Regions from separate parts of the Mus musculus genome. Here all the other regions are linked to region 1. The links are chromatin loops, found by intact Hi-C in ENCODE. Cell type or tissue: heart. All regions are shown on one strand.

Region 1 (5,000 bases):
AAGGTGTATTTGAACTTATTTAATAAGATCGGTCTCAATAAAAATAAGAACCTGCCATACAATTTTTATATTTGACAGTGGTGGTACATAATAGGTCTTCAGCAACACATGCCAAGCAAATGAAACAACAGCCCATGATCATTTTCTTAAGCCAAATTATCACCTCTCCTTGAAACCGGGCAGCAGGAGGCTGCTTCTCGATGCCAACTCTCTAAATCATGTTCCTGCCTGCTCAAAACCCTCAAAAGTCATATGCAAACTAGATGGCCCGACATTCCTAAAGCCTTTCAGAATCATGTCTCTTCTCCCACTCTGGAAATGTCTACCTTTCTCAGAGGAATCACCTCCTCGCACAAGAGACTGTCCCTCCACAAAGGGTGCTACTCAGTCCTAGGCCTAATAACCAAGTCAGGAACTTGGCTTCCTCTCCCACTGCCTATGCCCAACTCCAAGGCCAGAGCTGCATACAAGGAATTGCAGGAGGTGGTGTTGGGAAAGAGAGGAAGGAGGGAGTTCAAGATAGGCAAGACAAGGCATTGCCCAAGCTCAGGACCCGGGTGTGTCCCCCTACCCTTCACATAGCTAATCCTCAATAGATTGTATTCTGGATTCCACAGGCTACCTTCCAAAGATTACATACAAGATACACAGTTTCCTCTTTAAGTGCCCCTTGGCATTGGCAAGGACACCAGGAGACTCCTGGGAAAGCAAGATTCTTACTGGGTTTCTGCACCAACATCCCCCACCCCACCTCAATCCAGCAGTGAATATGGGGCTAGCAATTCAACTTCTGTGGACCGGGGTCTACTTCCTGTTTGTAAAACTGAGAAAGGGTCCCGCTGGGAGAGGTTGACACACTCTACAGTAGCCCTGTACACTTTCCCTCTTCCCCTAAAGCTTGTCTGAAAACTCGCTTGTGCCGGGAATAGTGAAAACAGTGAACCATTAAGTCACTAACATCTTTGAGAAAAAGTTTTACTGCAGAGGCAAGTTTGCAAAGGGAGTGTATAGAAACAGGAGAGTCCCAGAAAGGATCCGCGGAGAGCTCTTGCCAGGCCTTCCTTGTGGGGGAGGGGAAGCAGTGGACCCCCTTCCTAAAGAGAAAGAAGGCCAGAAACAGTTTACACTGCCCTGTCCAAGTACCCAAGCCACAACTCCACTGACACGGTCTCCTGTCATACTCCCACCCCAAGCCACGAACACAATTCCACCCACGCCCACTCCCCACCCTTATTTAGCCTTCTCTGGTCTGCAGCTGCCTCCCTGACACGAAAGGCCTCGCCTTTTTTACTTAAGAAAACTCCCTATCCTTCAAAGGAGTCAATCACAGGCCCCTCTGGGATTTCGGGTCCGGCCATGGAGGCCAAAATAAGAAAAGTCCTTCCGCGAACTCCCATAAAAAAACCTGATCTTTGCGTTCTCTCCAGGATTTGGCCCTTCCTACTTTGAGTCAGGTTAGGCTCCTGCGTTCCAGTGAGCGCTCCCAGAGGGCAAAGTTTGGCCTCTGTAACCTACAGTGCTTAAAAGCAGTGGAGACTCCACAACCGCTTACAAAAAGATAAATTAATTAATAAATTTTTTAAAAAATTTTAAAAAGGCAGCAGGGGAGCAGAGGTCCGGAGCCACCGATCTTAACCTGGCTCCACCTTCCAGGGATGACTTCCAGGAAAGCCTGCCTCTCTTTGCCTCGCCTGCCCTGACTGTAAAATGGGAAGACTCCGAGTCACTGGGTCCCTAGGCCCTTTCCGCGGTGACAACTGGGATTCCACGAAAGCTCGAAGCCACCGGGCGCGGCCCCGCCCCCTGGGCACCCAGAAAGGCCCGGGCCGGGGGCGCGCTGGGGACTCCCGCATCCGCCCCTCCCCCACGGCGTGCACCCCCGCTTCCCGGCCGGGGACCCGCACTTCCGCGGCGGGCGGGGCGGAGCAGGGCGCCCCGCGCTCCCCACCACCCTCAGCGGCCCGTCCCCCGGGGGGTCGGGGGGTCGAGCGGCGCCCGCGGGCCGAGGCTGCGGGAGGAAGCCTTCGCTACGATACCTGGGGGAGGAGGTGGACCGGGCAGCGGCGGCCGCGACGGCTGGAGGCGGAGGCTCGGGCGGAGGAGGAGGTGCCGGGCACTCCCCCTCCCATTGTCCCGGCCCGGCCCGCGGCCCGCAGCGGCCCGCTCCGCCCGGCCCGCGTCCTCCCCGGTGCCCGGCCCCGCTGCCGGCCCTTACCTTGCAGCGGCCGGCTCTCCCCCGCCGCTAACGCTACTTATCCCGGGAAAGCTCGAGCGGGCCCCGGGAGCGAACCCACAGACAAAAAGTGAAACTTCAGCAGCAGGCCGGGAGTGGCTGCTGGTTGGTGCTCTCCCCCTCCTTCCTCCCCACCCCCTCCCCGCGGTCTCCCGTGCGGTGCCCTGAGCGCTGGAGGCTGACGTCAGGGGCCTGAATTCCTGACTTTGCCTGCACGCATTTGTCCATGTAAGGTATGGGGAGGCGTGTGCCCGCGGGCCGCCGCACTAGCCGGACGGGGAGGGGGCGCGGGGGGCAGCGGCGGCTCGAGGTGGGTGACCCTGGGCAATGCACTTCCTGGAGGAGGGGACGCGGGGGGAGGAGGGGGTACAGGGAGCATGGGAAGAGGAAGGAAAAGAGGGATCTGCCTCCACTGGAGGAAGAGGAAGGAGATGCAGGAGGAAGTCGAGAAACCGGCACAACTCGGGTCTGTTCTGCAGACGACAGATTGGAAAGCTGAGCTTGAGCAAAGAGATCCTGCCATGGAACACCCCACCCCCCACCCTAAGAGCCTCGTCGGAGCCCCGCCCAGGACTCCAGCAGGACTCAGAAGTCCGGGATGGTAGAGAGCAACTTCAGTTCCCTTCGCACAGGAGAGCTCCGAAGCTGGGACCTGACCCAGTCCTGCCCCGTGGAGAGGAGCCAGTATTCTACTCTTAGCTGGGTTTCCGCCTCCAGGCACGACCCGGCCTCTAACTGTGAGCTTAGACCCAAGTTAGAGCTAGGCAGATGACTTGACCCACTGAAGTGACTAACCCCAGTTCCTGGAAGGTTGTGGTTGACAAGCCTTGAGAAACAATGGCAATCGAGTGCTTCAGGGCAACTTCCTGTCCTTTGTTCAAAGACAAGAACCTTTGGAGTTTAACTTTTGCTTCCCAACCCTGCCCTGCCGGAAAACCAACCAGAAAGCTTGCTCTGTTCTTACAGCTTAAAAAAAGAAAATACACGAACTGGGTGAACTGGTTTGAATAAAGACAAGCCTGTTCTTGGAAGGTTGGGTTTGGATATTTTGTGTTTGATATTTGTAAAAGTGAGCAACGATGAGAACCCCTTTTACTAGGTTAAGATTCCGGCTAGGAGACACTGGAAGCCCTCTGGCCCTCAGTAGTGAACGCTTTTCATCCCGGCACAAGAGAGGTTTACATAGACACTGTCACAAACTAACCAAAAACACAGATTTGGGTGTGGGTGTGTGGGTGGGGGTGTGGGTGTTTCTATCCTGTATCCTTTGCTTTACCCCAGTCTCCCAAACAACTTCAACCCATGCTAATAACACAACCACCCATTCTGGTCTTTGATTGGGTTGGGTAGGATCTAAGGAAAATACCATAACATGACCTGCACAACACAGCTGTCTGAGCATGCCCCTGACCTTCCCACTCTCAAGCCACCTTCCACCACCGTGGGCCCTCACCTTCTACAGCCTAACTCAGTCATGCAGACAGAAAAAGTACACCAGGGACTTCAGGGGTGGGGACGCTCCAACGTGCCTCTTCTCCGGTTATATTTTGATGAACCTTTCGGACTAAGTGTCAAAGTACGTACTCCTGTACTTAACATGTATTGAACATTTCTCCGGCAGTCTTCAAAATTCAAACACTTCTGGGGCCAAACTGCTTAACCCCTTTGCCCTCCCAAGTTTTCCAGCTACACACACTCAAAAGTAGGATTACAGCAGGAGAGAACACGGGTACCTGTGCGTTCCACGGGAAACAGGCTCCCAGGGGTCCGGCTTTTTAAGAGATCAGTGTATTCACTCTACCCTAAGCATTTCAGCCAATGCGTGCCCTCTGTGCTACTGCAATGGAAGTCATCCATTGCTCGTTTAGGTATAACAGAACTTGACCAGCATCCCTTGCTTCCTTTACTCCCTTCTCAGTAACCCACTTATAAAGAATAATAGAGTTCTAATGAGGATTAATAAAATTTAATAAGGTATAATTAGAGTCATTCATTTCCTCAATCATACACATTGTAAGAGTGCTGTGTTGATCCAGAAATGCTACTAATTATGTTGAAACTGTTCTCTGTGTTGGGGGAGATCACTGTATCGCTTCTCCTGAAGTACTGATGCATCACTCAGGTAGGCATGGTGTTCTCATGAGCATTATAGAAAGTTATAATCACAAGAGATCATTGCAGCACATGGGGCCCTCACCTGCAGTGTAAGTGACAAAGTCATAGACTGGATGTCTGGGGACCCATGTGCTTAGCCATCAGGAGTCCTAGCACAAAGCAAAAGCCACATCCTGCTTTGTTGTACTGCTTTCTTCTGTCCTTTCACAGTGTGCAGAGGTTTGGACTTGGAAACTCGGCTCACTTTGTAAGCACGGTACAGTCTAAATACTGGTTTACTATTGCAGAGACAAAGATGGTACAGAATTTCAGATGAGTGAAGGGTGCAGCCCTGTGGCCTCAGAAAGTCTCCAGGTTGGTGTGAAGGCCAACAGCAAGTCTGCCACAATCAGGCTGATGGATCCTGAAACTCCATAACATTTATCACAGACCTGTACCCGAAGGCCTCACCGAAGCTCATGACAGCCCTGTTTCTGGAGTCCGTGCCAGGCAATGGTCTAAGGACTTTTCCTATGCAATTCACTTAACCCACAAGTCCCTCTGAGGGACTGGCATGATTTCTGTAGCTGTGCGTGGGGAAACTAAAGCCAGAGGGGCTAAGCAGCTTGTTCTTAACACTAGTGTTTCAGTACACTGAGCTTCCATAGTGAGC
Region 2 (5,000 bases), 670 kb before region 1:
CTCCCAAGGTTATAGAGGACAACTTGCCTTGGCCATGGGCTAAAGTTAGCTCAGGGATCCCTTTGCATCTCTCGACACAAGCTTCAATACTAAGTGTTAAAAGTTAAGGACGAGGAAGACAGTTAACCCAAAAGCAGTAAAAATTAACTATGTTCTGATGTGTTGGATGAAAACTTGGGAACCTCGTGTGCTCCACCCTCGCCCTGATAACAGCTGCAAGTGTTTGCTTGCTTTTTCTAACATCTGGCCAGCCCCTGTGTAAACAGAGTGGAGGTCATCGTGGGGAGGAGCTGAGTGGTTTATTTCTAGGTCTCTTAAGGATACAATGAGCTGGGACAGAGTCTCAAATAGGAATTTCTTCCATGTTTTATGACAATGTCAGCAGCAGTTTCCAGCGGCGTTCTTCAGTCTCTTGCTACCAGTCTGTTTCTCATCCCTTTAACTGATCTCCACAAACTAGGTTACTTGCAAAGGAAGTTAGTGTATTTCTCACTGTCTGGAGGCAGAGAAGTGCAAAAGGTCAAAGGGTCCTGTGTGCTGAGGACCCTCTTACTGATGGAGTTCCCACGATGGCACTTCACATCACATGATGTGACAGAAAGACTGCCAGGCTAAAATCTCTCTTCCTCTACTCATGAAGCTACCACTGCAACTATAGTCTCCACCCTGAGGACTCCGTTAAGTCACATCAGCACCACCTGCAAATGCAATGAAGAAGATTATTTCAATATGGAGTTTGTAGGAATCAGACATGGACATCTTAGCATTTGCCTGTAATTCCCTTTCATGGCATGATAAGAAAAACAGTTCATCAAAGGTCTGCTTGGATGTTGCTAAGCACTCTGGATGATCCAAGGTCCAGTCTGGGCTCCACCTAGGACTGACCATGAGCCTTTGGGACATTATTCGTTTCAGGTTTCATTTTTAACCACTTGAGTAATGAGATGGGGGAGTCTTCCCTAATGTTTCATAGAACGTTACTATTCCATTTTTAAGTCAGAGTTCTAACAGTTAGCTCAGCCCTATGCTCATCCCACAAGGACATTCCTAGCTACTGCTTCTTTTGGTCTACTGAACATGACACTTTAAAGATTATCAACCCTCCAATTCTATATTTTCGTAGCAAACTCCTACCAATGAATAAGTTCACACTAACATCGGTCTTAAAGACAAAATTCAATCTATCAACAAGAGCTTGCCTTAAAAAGGCTATTTATAGGAGGCCTTCTTCTTGTTTAAAATCACACACAAACACACACAGACAGAAGTGGGGAGGGGGGAAGAGAGAGAGAGAGAGAGAGAGAGAGAGAGAGATTATTTACCCAAACATGCTTAATTTAAAATATGACTTAGATATTCAAATATACTTTTAAAGTTTGCTAATGCATTTTCTTCTTCTAAAAAAGTGTTTTGAAGTTATGGTCTTCTTTGGAATAAATATGCTAATTAAATATACTAAATGAAGTGCAAGCACAGTAATGAGTCACTGAACTTACAAATATGCCTTGAATTCCAAAACTGTTCAATCCCTGGGTAGGAATGACTAGCTGACGGAGAACTTACCTGAAAGAATAATAAAATCTCAAATAGAACTTGAGCTATTTTATGAAATTATCTTTTGTAATCCATCAAGGAATCATCAATATCAAGGGAGATTCTTGGTTCTTCCTCTCCTTTGATCCTTCTTCTTCTTTTTTTTTTTTTCCATTTTACATCTCAATTACAGCCCTCCCTTCCTGCTCTCTTCCTAGCCCCACCCTTACAAATCCCCCATTGTCCCTGAAAGGGAGTCCCCCACTTAGTAACTGCTACATCCTGAAACCTCTGGTCCTAGCAGAACTAAATACATCCTTTCCCACTGAGGCCCAACCAGGGAGACCAGGTAGGGGGAAGGAGATGCAATGGCAGGGAACAAAGACAGAGACAGACCCAGCTCCATTGGTTAGGGAACACACATAAAGACCAAGCTGCACATTTGCTACAAAAGTGTAGGAGGTCTAGGTCCAGCTCCTGCATGCTCCCTGGTAGGTGGTCCAGGCTCTGTGAGCCCCCACGGTCCCATGTTAGTTGACTCTGTAGGTCTTCTTGTGGTGTCCTTGATCTCTCCGGCTTGTTCAGTTCTATCCCCCATTCTTTCACAAGTCACCCAAACTCTGCCTGATGTTTGCCTGTGGGTCTCCCCATCTGCTTCTTTTCTTTTAAAACATGTGATCATCTTTTAGTACTAAGTTAATACATTGAAATAGAAGTAGAGCGGCATAAGGACGTCATGGATGGAACACATCTTATTTTAGGATGGTGTTCAAATAGAGGTGCCTCGGAGCTTCCCAGTGTGGTAATCTCCCCTCCCCCTCTCTCCCTCCCCTCAAATATCTTCCCTTCCCCACCCAAAACACCAACCCCCTTTCTCTCCAACCTTCCTTTTTATTCTCTCAAAACTCCAGTTGGCTCTACTTCCAAGATGGCTGAGGCTGTCGGGGTCCTGATGTCATCCAGCAGAGGGCGCTCTTGGAGAAGATTTGGGCATGGCCATGGAAAACTCTGGGAGGACAAGGACAGTTTCCTTTAGAAGAGGGCGACTGTGTTATCTGGGTTTCATGGTGACTTAAAGGAGAGCTTATTGGTCCTCCTTGAATTGCCTCAAATTTTCTGCTCATTTTCACAAAATTCTATCTATGCAGATGTTTTAGTGCTACATTCAGTAGGAGGGGGTGGAAGAACTAATTGTTTGTTTGTTTTTAAGCTATAGATTCAGAAGTACAAGGTAGCTAACTGCACAGGAAAGCAGCTGAGGATGGCAAATATCAAGCAAATATCAGCCAAGGCAGGTGTGTGTGTCAGAGACAGCCAATCTGCTCAAGCTGACCCTGTCTATCTCTCCCTGTCTTGTGAGGCACAAGAGAACATTTTTTCTCTCTCTCTTAAAGGCAGTGGCAGATATTATGGACAGAGCTCAAACAATAGCACAGAATCAACACTGGACCAGAAATAGATAGTGCAGATCCATAAAACTGTCAGAGGCCAAGAACAATCTTGATACTCTTTAACCTAGCAAAAGTTATCCATTGGAACCTAGAGACCAAACTCCAACACATAGCTTACAAATCAAAAGGAACACCAAGGACCAGTGGGCATCTGGGATGTGGTCCTGACTCTAAGATTTCCTGCCTGTTTCTTTGGTCAGGTCCAGTGGGTAAGCTTTGTAAAGTCTCATTGTCCTTGTCTAAGAGAACTGAACTGTAGAATCCATGAGATACAATTCATATTTCATGTTCTGCATTGGAGACTAACTTGTTAGAATTGAAATCCAAAATTTCCTTTGGAACGCCATAAGATGAGGAGTAAGGGTGTGGCCAGACATCATTATGTGGTTAAACATGAACTTAGGGATGACAGCTTTCATCTGGAACTTCGACGCATCCCACTTCAATGTCTTTCCACCCTTTGGTCCTCACCAGTGTAAGGGTGGGAACTGTCATTTCTTAGCTTGTATGTAGACTCCAAGATAGAATGACTGAGTGTCACCAGTCAATCCGCAGCAGTGTTGACATTTCCAAGAGCAGAATGAAGGAACCAGGAGACACTTCAGAGCCTAAATCCTACACATAATGGTTCAGTACACACCAGCCACAGGCATCAAGGTCATACAGTAATCAGTAGGATGAACCTGCAACATAGGCTAAAAATGTACCTTGTACCCGGTCACCACCTTACTCACAATCCCCAGGACCTAAATGACACTGTTTAGGTAGGCTTTTCCTGGTGAACCTTGGTTTCATCTCTAAAAAACAGCCCGTCAAATACAGGATAAATAAGTTAATGATTTCACTGGAAGCTAGTATCCACTGTCGAGCTGTGAAATAGGAATCTACGGACCTTCTCTTTCCACTGAGGACTCAGGTTGCTTTCAGTCAGTTCAATACTCTTAAGCTCACAGAGTTCTTCACTTGCTACATTTCCTTGGGTCCAGCTGATCTCTATTCCTTCACTTGCTTGTGTATGTAAGCCTCCTTGAAACAATAGTATCTAAATTGAGAGCTGTTTTGATACCAACTATAAAGCAGGTATACAAGTATACATCCTCAAACCCAAGGGCTCAGTGCAAGTTGAACCTTCCCGAGACATTTTTACATGAATCTTTGCCTAAAGGTCCTTAGGTAACTTTGATAGCACCATTACAGTAACGTCCTTTGTAGGGTCTCACAGCAAGCCTTAGGAAACACCAAACTGGACTTTCAAGTTTCAGCTCTGAAGCTCTCTAGCCACCCAACTATAAAGATTCCTGGGACTCTAATGCAGGATACAGTGCTAAGGAATAACTGCGTAGAATGGAGGCATAGCTGTCTTCTCAAATGCAAGTGTCTCAGATGGACTAAGAAGTAGATGGCAGACAAGTCTAGACAGAGGTCAGTGGCCAGGCCCTAAACTGCAGATCTACTATGCTGTGTCCTAGATAAAGATCTCTGTGCTCTAGACACCCAGGGGTTCTTTTCGACTAGACCTGGCTAAGATGTTGGGCTGGGTTAGGCTTCCTCCCCAGATAACAAAGTTCTGGAGTTGGTTTTGTGCCTAACAAGTCGGTTACCTCCTTCCTACCTCTTCTATTCAAGGACACATGCACACATGCACACATGCACTGTTTCCCTGGGGTCTTTACTGCACGAAAACAGCATGGCCGGACTACCAAGGAGCTATCATTCATTTCCAAAAAGAGGAAAAGCAAAGCTCAAATGGATCAAAGTGGCTGCAGTAGGTTGCTGCCCTCCATCCAACAGCCAAAAAGCTCACTGAAACGCTCTTCACATCCTGCCGAGGCCCAGCTCAATGACAAGCATTAGCATCCCATAGCCCTCAGGAATAGCTTGCTGGCCCAACCTAGTACTCAAGCCCTCCACACTCTGCCTGCCTCCTGTTCCTGTCCCAGGTGCCACATCTTGAGTTTGGGCTTCTCACCTCCTCGGCTTCATTCTCCCACTCAAGCAGACCATAAACACTACTAC
Region 3 (5,000 bases), 110 kb after region 1:
AAAGTTAGACTTTGTACTTAATGATGAAGAACAGTGTTCAGACAATCAATAGTCATTAAAAGTAGCTAAGGGGACACTGATGGAACTGAGATTTTCTTTTTTTGAGGTCATTTTGCTGTTATGACAGTGCAGGCTGAAACAGTGATCAGTATAATGTGTGGACTCATTTTCTTGTGACGGCCCTAGAGAGAACCATTTTGGTGTGATTACTAATAATATAATTTTGTGTTCACAAGGGTGTTTCTGCAATGACAATAGATTACTCAGTTGTCCTAAATGGAAATATTGTTTTGTCTGGATTCTTCATTTTATTATTTTGGTTTTTATTTTTTATCTTTACTTTACTTTTTGAGAAATGATGGTCCATAGAAGAGAAATGACTTCCCAATCCACTCAGAACCCGACCAGCTGCCAAAGTCCTTGTCTTTGTACCTGGGAAGGAAGGAGAGGGGACCATAGTGAGAGGATGGTTCCCTTCTCTTCTCCTCTCCTCTCCTCTCCTCTCCTCTCCTCTCCTCTCCTCTCCTCTCCTCTCCTCTCCTCTCCTCTCCTCTCCTCTCCTCTCCTCTCCTCTCCTCTCCTCTCCTCTCCTCTTCTCTTCTCTTCTCTTCTCTTCTCTTCTCTTCTCTCCCATGAAGTAATTCCTCAGCAGGAGCCAGTCCTCACCCCCATCCTTCTTGATTTCCTGGAAAGTTATCAGTAATGGCTTAGTGCCAGTGGCTATGACAGAGATGGGGTGTGAACATTACCGGAACCTAGAGAAGAAAGCATTTCGTGTTTTTTTTTTTTTCTGTAGTCAAGAGAACAAGCCCAGAGGGAGCCACACCATCTATTAATGTAATTAGGTCTTGTTTGCACTTCCTTAGCCAGGACCAGCGTTGACTTAACTCACTACCTTTGGAGGTAAATGATGGAGGTATCGTCATTAACCTTATCCAGCTGAGAAAACAAGTTCCTTTCAGATGATTGACTTGGTTTAGGCTCCCCACCTAAGCATCAGTAATGAGACTAAAGCTTAGTCTTACATTTCCTTGCTTAGCATCCCCTATATCTCTTATTTCCTGCAGTCTGCTTTGAGGCATTTCCAGTGCACAGTCCCCATAAGAAATGTCTTCTTGACATTCAAGCAACTACATTCTGATGTTAGAACCCACGGTAGATTTATCTTCCCTTGGCTCTGTGGATAGTGGTATTAGAATATAGTTCATGATCAACCAGAGACTATTCTACAAACACCACCACCATGTAATGAGTGTATGGATGAAGGATAGGGTATTTTATCAGGAGAGAAGACTTTTGCCTTTAAAATAGTTTCTGGGATGTGAAGAGTAAGAATGGGCTGTGCACAGCAGCTAACTGTGCAGTGCTTGCAAATCACTGACCTGTGACTTGCAGAATCCTATTTTAGAAAGATTTGTACTGTTAAACTGAAGTTCCTTATTTGGAACTCACAGCATCCCTGAGCAGTAAGAATCCATCTCTTGACAAGATATGTAGGTTCATCCATTATCATAGATGCAGAATGGATGCAGGGTCAGGAACCCCAGAGAAGGTCTCAAACTGTAGCTGACCCATGAGTAAAGCACTTTTCCAAAGGGGGAGGGTGTTCAATGTTCTTAAATGACAAATTTGTGATGGCATTAATTAGTGTGCCGAAACTTCTAAAGCCACTAACTAGATCTTCTTGTTTTTTTCTGTGAGTGCTGTGGTAACCTAGTGTGTGTATACAGAAGTGGGGCAGGCAACTTAGAAACCCTTTATCGATATGCTGTGCTATCATATGACAACCTTGGGCTCCACGGTGTAAATGAGGGGCTAGGTGCCTTCCAGCCTTCAAGAGATACAGGTTGCCCTTTCCCTGGAGTTTGCAGTCACTCTACATTTCAGAATACGGAACTGGTGAGATGGGACAAAGGTCGTGAGAATCTGAGGTGAGAGCATCCCAGCACATCATGTTATATGAAAGTGTCCTTCATGATGCTGCCCACTGGTGCACAAAACGTAATATTTTACAAAATATTTGCACAACCACTGTGTCTTTTGGTATGTTGGGCATTCAGATACGGGCCTTTAATGAAGTACTATGAAAAACTGCAAGGGGGTACCTGCAAATATTGGGAAGACAAAGCGAAAGGACCCACCCCTGTCCCCCATGAGGAGGAGAGAGAAACCTCCATGGAGTAGAGGCCACTCTGACGCGTAAGTGGATAAATCACGCACCGGAAGCACAAACCTAAGAGGATAGAGGCTGTGGAGGAATCAGGTCTTTTGGGTAATAAACGTCAAGTTTATCAAGTCGTGATGTCCAGGCTGTGAGCTAACTGGTTTCGAATACAGTGCAAAAAAAAAAAAAGACCCTAGGCCATTCGATACTCATTTTCCAGGAGAGGAAGTAGGCTCTAGAAGTCAGGACCTTTGCTAAAGTCACGCTTGTATGTAAGGTAACCCCAGGGCAGTCGGGAGCTCAGCATAGAAGCTGTTTTTTGCTACCCTGTGCTGCCTCCAGCAGGCCTGAGCCACCGCCTTCCTTGCGTGGGAGAGGCCTCCAAGCTGTTTTTCCTGAGCCAGTGGGGCTGGCTCTGGCAGAGAGTGGAAGTGGGTGGGGTGGGGGCTGTGAAGCAGAGGAGGGGCCTAACAACAAGGGCTACATTCAAGGCCTGCACTGGAGCCGATGGAGGAGAATGGAAAGCTACAGTCTCTTGGAGCCGTCCAGCCTTGGCAAGGCAGCAGGGGCCTTATAAGGAAATGTTGTTCCTTCTCAGCCAGTGGGACTGGGATAGAGCCCTAGGCTTTCAGGACAGAGCTGCCCTTGTGGCGGGAGGCTGGGGGTGCCACCCTCCAAAGCTCTCAATGGGCCACTTCTGCAGGCTCAGCATTCCCTCTCAGCCTGGGGAGCTGCAGCCCCTATTCCCCATACCCACCCACTCCTTAGTGCCCAGCGCTGATTGGAGGAAAGAGGAATAAAACAAACAAACAAAACAAAGACTTGGCAAGGTCCCTGGCCTCCTTGCTTTTTGACACTGAATTACCCAGAAAACGGATTGAAATCAAACTCTATCTTTTCCCTGATGGATGCACAAGTAAAGGGATCCCTCGTTGACCTGCTGGCCTCTCCAGCACCTTGTCTCTCTGTGAACACAAGAATTAGCACCTGGCTTAGTCTGGTGCAGAAGGGCAGGAGGCTGAGATGCGGCAGGATGGAGCCTTATGCCCCGAGTGAATCTACCTTTTTCCATCTCCCACAGGAAAGCAGGAGGCTTTGGAACCCACAGGAGAAGGTGATTTTCCTCAGCTGCCTCACCTGGGCCAGGCAGGCCGGTGGGCCTTCGAGAGTCAGAAGTGTATAGAGGAAAAACACAGACTCCCCAGACACAGAACTGACTCTTGTTGGGAAACAACAGTAAGCATTACTCAGCCCCTGGAAAGAGGCCTTTTCTGCAGCCAGGCAAGGGAAGCCCAAGAAGACCTCACTCAACTTGATATTGAACTTGCCAGGGGTGTTGAAGCAGAAAAGATGTTTAATGTGGCCTTTTGCTTTGATCGTTCAGACAGGCAGAGACCCATGAAATCCTGGAGCTAAGAGACTTTGAAATATCCCACTCTCTTCCTAATGCTCCGATTCCCTTCCCAGCCTCCTTATTAGGGCACCACAGCCAACAGCCAGCATGTGCGTCTGTGACCATGCTCTCTGGCCTTCAAGAAGACTGTCTAGTATCTAAAGATCACCCCTCTTCCCCTCACCCAGAGTGCCAGTCATTGTGTACAGAGCAAAGCTATGAGAAGCATACAGGAGACACACCGATAAGACTTCAAACCCTAGTGAAAACACAGGGTTTTGAAGTGGAAAAGTCCTCTTGACCACACTAAAGTCTTAGTCAGGGTTTCTGTTGCTGTTTTAAAACACCATTGACCAAAGTCAATTTGGGGAGAAAGGATTTACTTTATCTCATACTTCTAGATCAGAGTTTATCACTCAAGGAAGTCAGGGCAAGAACTTGAGGCAGGAACCTAGAGGCAGGAGCTAATCCTTGGAGGAATGCTGCTTGCTTCCCATAGTTTGTGAAACCTATATTCTTATAGACTTGGGACCACCAGCTCCAGGGTTACCACCACAGTGAGCTGGGCCCTTCCCACATTCATCATCAACCAAGAAAATGTCCCATAAGCTTGCCCACAGGATAATCTGATAGAAGCATTTTCTCTGTTGAGGTTCCCTCCATCTTCCCAAATTACTCTGGCTTGTGTCACGTTGACGTAAAAATTGCTGGCACACTAGATGTTCAGAAGAATCTGTGAGTATAGGTGCTATAGACAAGATTATGTTTGGGGTGAAACAAAAGGTAAGATTTCTAAAGTGTCCTTTTGAGAGAGTGGAAAGAGTGAATGTAGTTTCTAGAGGAAGAAACCAACTTGGGCAAGACTCAGTTGAAGGGAATTTTGGGCTCTGACGGTGCCTACGGGGAGATAGGCAGGTTAGATACAAGAGGGAAGGAAGGGCTTACAGTTGAAAAATAGGCAAGCAGGATATCTCAGGAGGCCTGAATGGCAGCGAAGAGACTCTGGAGATAACCGGGAGCCCCAGGAAGCTCTTGAGCACACAGAAGGTGTGACTGTAGTTCACTCTGGGTGTCATGCAGAAACTCAAGATAGCATCAGGGACACAGGAAGAACTGGGGCGTGGGGTGTGGACTTCTCTGTGTCTCAACAGTCAGGGCAGGCTCTGGACTCGAGACCTTCCTTTCTAGTTTTCCACTGAGAACCCAGGACTTGAAGCAAAGCTGGGTCTTTGAGGTATGTCTGAAGAGCTGGTTATACTTCTCTCAGGAGACGATGGGAACAATTTTGATTCATTTCTCTTTTTAATATGAGGCTCTTTATACGCAATTCACACAGTTCAGAAGGGGTACTGGAAACCCAGGCTGCTGTTCTGTGTATTCACAGGTATCCCCTCTACCCCCCATATTTGAAAGGGAAAGATACTATGATGCAGCCTCCTCTCA
Region 4 (5,000 bases), 670 kb before region 1:
CATAAAATGCAACCCAAGCCAGACATTTTAGCGTGATGAAGGAAGCTATTCAGGACTCCAGGCTGTGGTGGCACACACCTTTAATCCCGTCACTAAGATGGCAGAGGCAGGCAGATCCCTGAGTCAAAAGCCAGCCTGGTCTACAGAGCGAGTTCCAGGACAGCCAGGGCTACACAGATAATCCCTGTCTATAAATTATATGTAATTATTATAAAATATATGTAATATTAGATAGATAGATAGATAGATAGATAGATAGATAGATAGATAGATAGATAGATAGATAGAAGGCCTACCTAAACAAAGAGAAGGCAAATCAAGAAGGGTGGGTGCTGGGTGGCCTTTGCCATCGGTGTTGATATTGACAAGGAATGAGTTCTACCCATGGAGCAATAACTATATAATAACTTATATCCCATACAAGAGACTTAACACAGGCACAAAGGGACTGGTTATCTGGAGGACATTAGTAAATCTCTCAGAAAAACTGAAAGAAGGCAGCAAGAGAGGTGGGGGCACCCAAGTTGAGATTTGATGGCTACAGAGGAACTGAGGCATGGCAGTAGGAAGTCAGGCAGAGGTCATCAAGCCCAGAAACTAGCCTCTGTGGGATGCTCAGGGAAAGGCAGGGTCAATCGGATATGCCTGCCATAGACCGCGGCAAGAATGACATGGGCACCCCGGGCTGGGTTTGGCCTACTGTGTAGACAAGCTGACATCTGTTTCTAAGTATGATTCGCCAAGTCAATTCTCCCCTCCCCGGGTTTGCTTTGTCTCTGCTGGGCAAGTGGTCTTCTCTCTCCATCAAGGACTCTCATCTGAGGAAGACACCACTTCCGGGTTTCACTACCAAATTCTCCCTGAGTCTCTAGCCACGGAGAAATGGGTTTGGATGATCACAGGAAGTACCTTTTTGGCAGTCCAACATGGCCAGAAATCTGAAGGGGGTGGATTTTAGTGGCTCTCCCTTTTTGATATTTCGCCTTTGGGAGACTCTTTCTCTGCTTACTTTCCAGGACTTACAAGTCCGGAGTTCCTTTGGACTTTAGAGACCTTAGGCTTTTAGAGACCTGAAGGTCACAGGATCAAAGAGGGACTTTCTCCTTTGGTCCTTAAGACCAACTGGTGAGGTAGGTTGAGAACAGGTAACAGTTAACAGGCAGAGAAAGGATTGACAGCTGCTGCCAGGAGCTCATCAGCCAGGCTTTGTATATGGAGCACCGTAAGCTTTCCAGCAGGAAGGAGGGGAAGGGTAGAAGGAAGAGGAGTAGCAAGCAGAAAGGGGGAGGAGCAGAATAGTGCCGAAGGACTAAACTAGAACTTTCTTCTTCGCCCCACCTCCAAACTTACCCCTCCCTCGCAACCCAGGGGGGAGAAAATGGGTCTGAGGCTGTGCGGTTGGGAAGGGCGGAGGGTAACATCTTCACAGATGCTGCAGCTTGGCCCTGCAGGGCTGCTGGGCCTTTGAAAGGCCACTTGTAAACTCTTGGTTCCGAACAGAAAGGCAGCCGGGAGGAGCTGGGGCGCGGGCAGGGGGAGGAGACCGGTCTGCCTTCAGTGCCTAGAAATCAAAGCAGCCAACCTTGGGCTTTTTCTTTCCTTCACACTGAGGCACTTTTATTGGCGAGATGAAGGGAGGCAGAGAGGGCCTACAGCCCTCGCTTCGCTTTTGGAGGTTAATGACCCAGTTAGCAGCTCTTGGCTGAGTTTCCGACATTTTGCAGACATCAAGCCCCGCGCCTCTGCCAAGTACATTCTGTTCCCTGGAGCCCATCCAATGCATCTCAGATTACTATGTAATGCGACAAAGAGGGAGAGGCGGCTGGGAGGGGCCCGGAGAGCTGGGCGGGGTGAGCGGGCGGTAGCCCCGAGAGCGGGACGCAGAAGCCGGCTGGCGGGGAAGAGGATGCCACTCTAAATACAGCTGCTCCAGGGGAGTCGCATCCCTCGAGGGGCTTCTTAGCTGGAGAGGGAGCCCGAAAGGAGGGTGGACAGGCCCTGTCCTCCAGGAATCCTGCCCCGTAGAGCCCGGCACGGTCCAGAACGCAGATGGGGGTGGGGAGAACAACCGGAGACCCGACAGGACAGCGGGAGGAGGAATCCAAGGGGCGGGCCTAGGGGCTCGGCTCCGCCCCTCCAGGCTGCCCCAGGCCCGTCCCAGCAGCTCCAGGGGTGAACAGCCTGCTGGCTAATTATAGACCTGAATGGAAAGCGGCGCTTTTGAATGATCTTGTTGCTCGCACTGCCTTCAGAGTCTGAGGAGCAGGTGCGGCCCTGCTATATACAAAGTGATTCATTTAAAAGCCCTCTGTCACGTACGCTCACTTACTGACACACAGGAATCCTTGTGCGCTCCACCACCCAAAGGATTCCAGAACTGGCTTAAAAGAACTTGAGCTCAGGGCAGAAACCAAGCGACTATTGGAACAACTTCACCACTCCTTAGTAGTCTCGCAGAGTAGATGAGAGAGGGTACTAGGCCTTTCTCAAAATGTTGAAAAGTAGGGTCTTTGCAATTTACAGCTGGAGAAACGGAGGCTGAGACAGAGTTTTGAGACGTGTCTGTGAGAGCGGGAAGTCAGTGTGAAGCTAAAGAGAAGCATGGGGTCCTGCCAGCCCCTTCCTCTGCCTGCCCAGACTGGAGCTTAACGTCTCCCATCCTGAACCTCTGGCACGGAAGAACACCCCTCCTTCTAGAATACCCCTCTTTCCTGAGTGTGGCACCTACCCGTTGCACCTCCCATCCCTGAATCCCACCAGTAAACCAGCTGAAGCCAGTTCCAGGCCTAGGAACTGGCAATCATGCCCATTTTCCCTAGTGTTCTGTATGAGTCAATCTGTTACGGCTCTGTCAGCACAATGCCCTGTGAGGAACTACAGAGGGGGCAAAACTTCCTTCCCTGTCAGCGTCTTACACCCACCTCGGGTTCACACTCACAGCTAGCCAAGACTTTCCATGACCTTGATGACCAACTGCAGTCTGCATAAGCACAATGGAGCCTCATGCCCATTTGATGGAGTCCTTGAAGAGTCTTGGAGGGAGGAAATGACTGGCTCATGGTCATCTGATGGTGAGTCTGTATGGAGAGAGCCCAAAGTGGGCCTGTCTGCATCCTGAGTTGAGGTCAACACACTTACTTCTTTCTTAGATCCGACCACAAGCCCACTCAGTCACAGAGAAATATTGCTGTGAGCAATCTGATTATTTGCTCTCTGGTCCCCACATCACCATACCAGTTTTGTCCACACTTATGAATCTGGGTGTAGAGAACTGTTATTTTTCTCTAAACATCTCTAAACCCAGCCAGTGCATCTGGCCTTAAATAGAAAGGCTGTCCGTCTCACCACCTAGGCCCACAAGTTCCACCTCACCTTTGCTGACCATTTTAAACTTAACATTTTCCTCGTTCAGTGTGAATGGTTAAAGAACCACCGTCGAAATACCGTGCTGAAAGAAACAGAAATTGGGGGGTAGAGATTATTTTAATAGCTTTTTACTTGCCTCTTGAAAGGAAGTTCTGCATCTTAGGATTTATAAGTATCCACCCTCCCCAACATACATTGTGTTCAGGCCAACCCTCCGAGCACAGTAAAACTCTCATATGGCTGGACAATATCATATGTACCTAAGCTGAAAATTGTCACGTGTCTCTGAAAACAGATGAATGTTCAAAGCACAGTCGAGGTTCAGCTCTGGGCTGCAGTACAGGTATTTAATCTGTGTGGGTGTCTACTTTGTTCTCTGTGAAAATGGACATAACCACGGCTTATAGAGGCTGTGCTGCAGGGCTGACTGGGGAAGGAGCCCAGTGACCAGAAAGGAATGAATGTCTCTTCAACCAGACTACTGAATTGGGAATCTGAATTCTATTTTTTGACTTGGATATATTTTTTAAGTTCCATGAATTTCAATTTTATCAAATACAAGAGGGTAACAATAGTGCATGCTTTATAATTATGTGGGTAAAATGAGTTTAAATGTAAAGGGATAAAATATATGCCTGGCACACAGTAAAGTGCTCCGTAGAATGAAAACTGAACATATATAGGGATTTCCTAGAATAATGCCTATCTGAAAGTGCACACACACTAAATAGCCACTCTATGTTTTCCTCATTTTTAGAATGGAATTCTCCCAAGATTAAATTTGAATACTATACATGAACAACTTGCGGTGCTCTCTAAGACAGCTCACAGCCAGCATTAGTAACTCCGTTGTTAGGGCACTGATTTGGTAAATATTATGTATTAACTCTGCATGATCAAACTTGACGAATGAAAGTGGATCGTGTCCAGGCCTTCAAGAGGAGGATAAGTAAGCAAAGACATGCTAGGAGCACATAAATATCTAATACCAAGGGAAACTGGTGTCTGCTTTGACTATCACAAAACACTAAGTGTCATGAAGCATCAAGAAGCCCAAGCACATACCTATAGGTGGGTCATTGGCTCAGGAATATGTGTGGTCATGGTAAAAAGAACACAGCACATCCTAGAGGAACTACCAAGATCTAGACACTTCGAGTTGACAAAAATTCCCAGTAAAAATAAGATAAAATAAAATAAAATAAAATGCAGCTAAACCCACCTCGGAATGGAAAGGGCATGCTCACCAGACTGCAAGATTGCCAGATTCAGAGATGGGGCAAAAGTCAAAAGACAACAGACTGAAAAGTGGAAACCAGGAGTCCAAAAGTTCCAAGAAGCCAGGAGGACCCCCATGGGTCCCACTGAGAATGAAAAGGCAATATTTGGAGGCCAGCTTCCTGTTCCAGCTGAGCAGCTGCCTATGTTGAATATGGAGTGGAGTGGAGGAGGGCTTTTCTGAGGCCAGAGCTGATGTGCCAGGGCCGACAGTGGGTTGCTGGCTCTTCCACAGCATCTTAATGTTCAAGGTTGATGTGTACTCGCACGTGTCATCCTTTATAACGCCGTTCAATGTGGAAATGGAGTGCATGCGTACTCCTGAGCATACCACAGCGACTCAAGCAAATGTAAAC
Region 5 (5,000 bases), 92 kb before region 1:
AAGCTAACTGGTGGGGGGTTGCAGCCTAAACGGTAAACAGACCCCAGCACCACCCCCTCACCTCCCACAGGCAGAAAACACCCGTGCACTGTTATGCACTTAGTCCAACAGCACATGTGCTAATTTTTTTCTGTGTACACTCAGACTCAGAAATTGGATTTTTTTTTTTTTTTGAATAGTTTGTTCCCATCTGGTTTCCGGGCCAAGGATTCCATGGAATCTGCCATGGGGGAACAGCAAGGCTTCAGCCAGGAGTGAATGCACTCTCAGTCTGGCCAGAACACTCGAGAGGCAGCATTGTACATGTACTGAATAGTCACAAAAATAGCTCAGCTAAAGGACATAGAGAAATAGCCTGCACTCTGAGAACCCCCTCTGCCACTGCTTCTATGACCTAGTAAGGAGGTGTCACTGGAGAATGGGGACTGAGTGGGTCTGGAACGGAGCCCAGCTGCCACTTCCGGTTTTAATGTGGCCTTTGCTGTAAGCTAGAGCTCAGCCTTCTTATTTATGAAATGCGGCTGACTCGCACCCAGCACAATCTTCCCTGCCTGTGTAGACCGTGTGAGTGTGACAAGATGTGTATGAGTGTGTGACTGTGTGAGAATGTGTGTGCATATGTGTATCTAAGCGTGTACGTGTGAGTGTGTGCATGAGTGTATGTATGTGTGTGGATATGTATGTCTGAATGCATGAGCATGTGTGTGAGACTATACGTCTGTGAGTGTGTGTATGTGAGCAAATGTGTTTCTAAGAGTGAGAAGATGTGTTTGAGTGTGTGTGTAAGTATATGTGAGTGAGTGTGTGAGCATGTGTGTGTTTGTATATTTGAGTGTATGCATGTCTGAGCGTGTGACCGTGTCTATGAGTTTGTGAATATGAGTGTGTGTGTGTGTGTGTGTGTGTGTGAACATATGTGTCTGAGTGTGTGAGCATGTGTCTTTGAGTGTGTCTGAGTATATGTGTATATGAGTATAAGTGTATGTGTACGTGTGTGCATGTGTATGTGTGCGTGAGTTTGTGAGTGTTTGTGAGAGTGTGTGAGTGCATCCATGTGAGAGAGTGTGTGGGTGAGAGTGTGTGTGAGGGTGTGTGAGTATATGTATGTGTGAGTGTGTGTGTATGTGTGTGGGGGTCATGTGTGTGTGTGTGTGTGAGTGTATGAGTATGTGTGAGTGTATGTATCTGAGTGTGAGAGCGTGTGCATTTGAATGTGTGAGCCTACTGTATATGAATGTGTGAGTGTATGTGTGTGTGTGTGTGTGTGTGTGCATATAACTATGTGGACATGTATTTGTGAGTGTGTGGGATGTGTGTATGTGAGTGTGGGGACATATGTGCATATGAATGGGTGAGCATATGTGTATCTCAGTGTGTTGGTGTGTTTGAGTGCATGTGCATGTGTATAAGTGAATACACATGTGTATATGAGTGTATATAAGTGTGTGACTATGTGTGTATGTGAGTGTGTGTAGTAAGTATGTGAGAGGTTGTGTGTCTGTGTGTGTACACATGTCTCTTTAGTTTGGGATTCTTTAACAATGTAGCACACCGGCCCCTTTGTCCTTAGTGTATGTGCTTCCCTTGCTTAGGAGCCTCAAGAGGGCAGGACAAACAGACAGCAGAACAAACAGACAGCACACTTTTTTGGTCTCAGCACACAGTGCAGTACCTGCCAGCTTCTAATATTAATTGGCATTTCCTAAATGAAGAGGAATCATTTCGGTGGCAACTCTACATAATATTCAACTGCAACCAAACTATTGGTTTGTCATGAATCTATAAAGGATTTTAAATATTACCAGACCTTAAGAAAACTATATCCTAAATCTGGGGTAAAATAGTAGCCATTAAAAAGATGAAATAAGGCAGACAAACAGATGGATGGATGAATTATAAACACATACATACACAAATAATACACATATACATACATACATACATATACACACTCACACACACACATACGAACAGGGAGGGAGAGAAGCCCTATTTTTTTTCAAGTGCCAGGCATGGTAACAGGTAAAAGTCAAAGGAGTAATGACAGGACTGAGGCAGGAGGATCACTTTAGAACAGGAATTGAACACCCACGTGGGTAAGCCCCTGTCTAAGCAGGGAGGGGCTTGTAAGGAGAAGGAGAGAGGGCAGCAGGAAGGCAAGAGTGGGAAGGAGATGGGAGGACAGAGGGTAAGAGTATTATATATGTGCAAGAAATTCTCAAAAAGAATATTCATGATGTATATATGATCTTCTATGACACAAGGGCCACTGAGTACCCATTAGAGCTGCTCCTGGAGTCATCTAGTTCTGAGACCGGTACCCTCATTTCAGCCTATCCAACAAGTGATTACTTGAACTCCTAAGTCCTTCTCCCAGCTCATCACTAATTCTTAGAATCATTTCTTCATTCTTGACCCAGTCTCACTGCAGACATCCCCAAATCTTCCTTCTCTCATGCCCTGCCTGACTGTACGTTAGGACCTCTCTCTCCATACTGCCAAGAAGAGGACCTTGGATGGCTGGCCACACCTCACCAACCGCGCCTCTACCTTACCCCTGCAAGAGCAACTTTTCTTCCTTAGGACCACAGTTTCGCATCATAATCTCTCTACACTTGAATATGCAATGTTAAATGCAAATGTGTAGCAGCTGCTGCTCAGGTTTTTTTTTTTTTAAGGGTTTCTAGAGGCTGGACACATGGCTCAGTAGTTAAAAGCACTGGCTGCTCTTCCAGAGAACCTGAGTTTGATTCCCAGCATCAACCTGACAGCTCACAACCATCTGTAACTACAATTTCAGGGGATCTAGCGCCCTCTTCTGGCTTCTGCAGGCACCAAATACACAGCAGCACACAGGCAAACATGGAAGCAAAACAGTCATACGCAAAATTATCTTTTGTTTTTAAAGAAAAACAATGTACAAGACATATCATTTTAGTAAAAAAGTTCATGGCATTGAAAACTGTGGTTATTTATGCCTCACATAAATAAACTGTAAACATAGCCATACATGTGAGCACGTGCACACGTGCACATTTAGACACACTGGGGAAGAGAGAGAGTAGGAAGGAATGGGGGGGGGGCGAGGGTGCTAGAAAACTTTTTTCCAAAAATTTAACAACGATCATTAAAGCAGAATGTATTCAGGGGTAAATTTTATTTTCTACTTTGTATTTTCCTGCCCTGCTTCAAATTCACTATAGTGCTTAGAAATCATTCAAGTGATAAGACCATCTAGAAATAAAAGAGAACAAAATAAAATGCAAACTAGAAGAAAACAAAAGACTCCAGAGGAAAAAGCACACGTTTGCCCTCAGGGTGTGGCAGGGCATCTATGCTCCAAGTCTTACTGTCCATCCCAGACACCTCTAGGCTAAACATGGCACACTGGAAGGCGGTATCCTTTCTTTCTCTTCTTTTCCGGTGCTTGGAATTGACTCCAAGGTCTAAAGAGGCTCTGCCACTGAGCTGCAGCCCCACTAGGCAATGCTCTTTGAAATCTCTCCTGCCATTTGTAGCTTGGCTCAGCTAAGATCCATTACTATAAATGAGGATAATATAGGGACAGCTGTAGTCTTCCAGAACCTTCCCTCAAAGGAACAAAAGCCCTTGGAATCTCTTAGGATCCCAAACAGAAAAAGAGGGTAGAGCATGCCTTCCCAGCACCCACTGTCGGCCACACCCTGCCCGTCATAAGGTTACACACCAAATGCTACAGAAACGGTGTGTTGAACTCCAGTCGCGTTGATTTCATTGTTCTGTAGCTTTCTTCATATAGCTGCTGCTGGGGCACAGCTCAGGCACAAAAAGGACACCCAAGCCCTTTGAAATACTAGATATTTAATCACTATGCCACCACGAAATCCACTTTGGCACCAGAGCAATGGTGACAGTATGTGTTGTAGCTCAGTTTTTGTGCTGAGAATGAAAACAGTCTACCTATAGAACCAGCGACCATCTCTACCAGTTATTACTGACACACACCAGCACAGGATACCCCTACAATGCTACATCGATCAAACAAGCGCAGGCTTCATAGCTCTAACTAGAAGTGCTCACGGTGAGTTTTGTTTTCTTTTTGATTTCTAGTCAGCAATTATTGGATTTTCTACATGACATTTCATTGTTATCATATTTAAAAGAAAAGAAGAAGGTGGTGGCCCCATAGGAAGATATGCCAACAACCAGCACCTTGAAGAGACAGCATCTCTCTTCAAGCTGAAGCTGGGGCTGCCTCAGAGGCACGAGTGCAGGGAACAGGCTGTAACTAGGTCACTGGATTTTGCTTCCTCACAGTAGACCTTTTGCACATGCTCGCCGGAGCTTCCAAGAGCTCAGGAGGCTAACTCTGTACAACTGCTGCGATGGACTAAAAGTGATCCAGTTACTCATGGAATCCATGCTGGAATGAGTCCCATGTTCCTGGCACGGCAGAAGGTGCCAGAAGTAAGCAGAGGCTACCCCACCCTCCTGAAGTGGACAGTGGCAGACGCTCGAGGTACAATGTGATGAGTCCTAAATGTTCCCCCTCGGAGCAGTGTGTGGCTCTAGTGAAGGGAAGATTATTTCTCGCTGGGAAAATGACAGGTGGCTTCAGGACAGTGAGTGTTCCACCACCAGGAGGTACCGGAACAAGTCGGGATGGGACAGATCCAAGGCCAGGGTACAGCTCAGCTGGCTGGCACCCAGGGGCAATGAAGAATGACCTTAATTTTGGAGAGAACACACAGTGACAGGCGACGGACTTTGGGTATTTCCACAGCAGAAAGGCAGACTGTCACTGTATGCACTGGATGCGCCTAGGGAGCATGACAACTGAAGTGGATCTTTTGTAAATTCAAGTTGGTGCAGGAAGCAAAAGGGAGACACTACAAACAAATATCCCAGTCACTGTAAACAAGACATGGTATGCTCCGGAGTACAACTGTGGGGAATGACACTTCATGACTGGAAATGACATCCGGCCAGGGTTGCCAATCTGGTGTGGAGGTAAGTAGTGA

The links. Hi-C counts contacts between places; a loop is a spot of excess contacts. Peaks named below come from ENCODE experiments on the same cell type or tissue, not always from the same donor. Only the 100,000 strongest peaks of a DNase experiment are listed, where the experiment ranks them.
Region 2: it touches region 1 in a loop (7-fold over the local background); 12 of 42 quality-filtered maps call a loop at or near these places.
Region 3: a loop joins it to region 1, with 2.0 times the contacts of the local background. A loop is called at or near these places in 3 of 42 quality-filtered maps.
Region 4: a loop joins it to region 1, with 3 times the contacts of the local background. A loop is called at or near these places in 12 of 42 quality-filtered maps.
Region 5: a loop joins it to region 1, with 2.5 times the contacts of the local background. A loop is called at or near these places in 8 of 42 quality-filtered maps.

The regions. Positions count from the first base shown.
Region 1 is chr16:24,390,820-24,395,819 of GRCm38, reverse strand. It overlaps Lpp (LIM domain containing preferred translocation partner in lipoma), which reads right to left and starts at 2,470. Exons shown (of 13, transcript NM_178665.5): 1 at 2,216-2,470. It overlaps Lppos (LIM domain containing preferred translocation partner in lipoma, opposite strand), which reads left to right and starts at 2,165. Exons shown (of 2, transcript NR_037954.1): 1 at 2,165-2,466; 2 at 2,713-3,264. In heart, no CTCF peak of the experiment used is centred here; DNase peaks (open chromatin) are centred at 1,229, 2,179, 2,469 and 2,589; H3K4me3 peaks cover 3,349 bases; H3K27ac peaks cover 3,928 bases.
Region 2 is chr16:25,062,254-25,067,253 of GRCm38, reverse strand. A230028O05Rik (RIKEN cDNA A230028O05 gene) reads right to left here. Exons shown (of 3, transcript NR_040374.1): 2 at 2,417-2,541; 3 at 1-698. Among named protein-coding and RNA genes, the nearest start is that of A230028O05Rik, 5.1 kb to the right of the region's middle. In heart, a CTCF peak has its summit at 2,497 (motif pointing right); DNase peaks (open chromatin) are centred at 263 and 2,493; H3K27ac peaks cover 441 bases.
Region 3 is chr16:24,280,128-24,285,127 of GRCm38, reverse strand. All of the region lies in intron 2 of Gm38456 (a long non-coding RNA gene), which reads left to right. Among named protein-coding and RNA genes, the nearest start is that of Gm38456, 14 kb to the left of the region's middle. In heart, a CTCF peak has its summit at 2,522; DNase peaks (open chromatin) are centred at 2,647 and 3,377; H3K27ac peaks cover 1,120 bases.
Region 4 is chr16:25,056,154-25,061,153 of GRCm38, reverse strand. It overlaps A230028O05Rik (RIKEN cDNA A230028O05 gene), which reads right to left and starts at 1,515. Exons shown (of 3, transcript NR_040374.1): 1 at 1,351-1,515. In heart, a CTCF peak has its summit at 2,200; DNase peaks (open chromatin) are centred at 1,803 and 2,803; H3K4me3 peaks cover 1,663 bases; H3K27ac peaks cover 2,613 bases.
Region 5 is chr16:24,483,305-24,488,304 of GRCm38, reverse strand. All of the region lies in intron 3 of Lpp (LIM domain containing preferred translocation partner in lipoma), which reads right to left. Among named protein-coding and RNA genes, the nearest start is that of Gm24440, 79 kb to the right of the region's middle. In heart, CTCF peaks have their summits at 270, 2,822 (motif pointing left) and 4,620 (motif pointing right); DNase peaks (open chromatin) are centred at 344, 4,464 and 4,604; H3K27ac peaks cover 1,304 bases.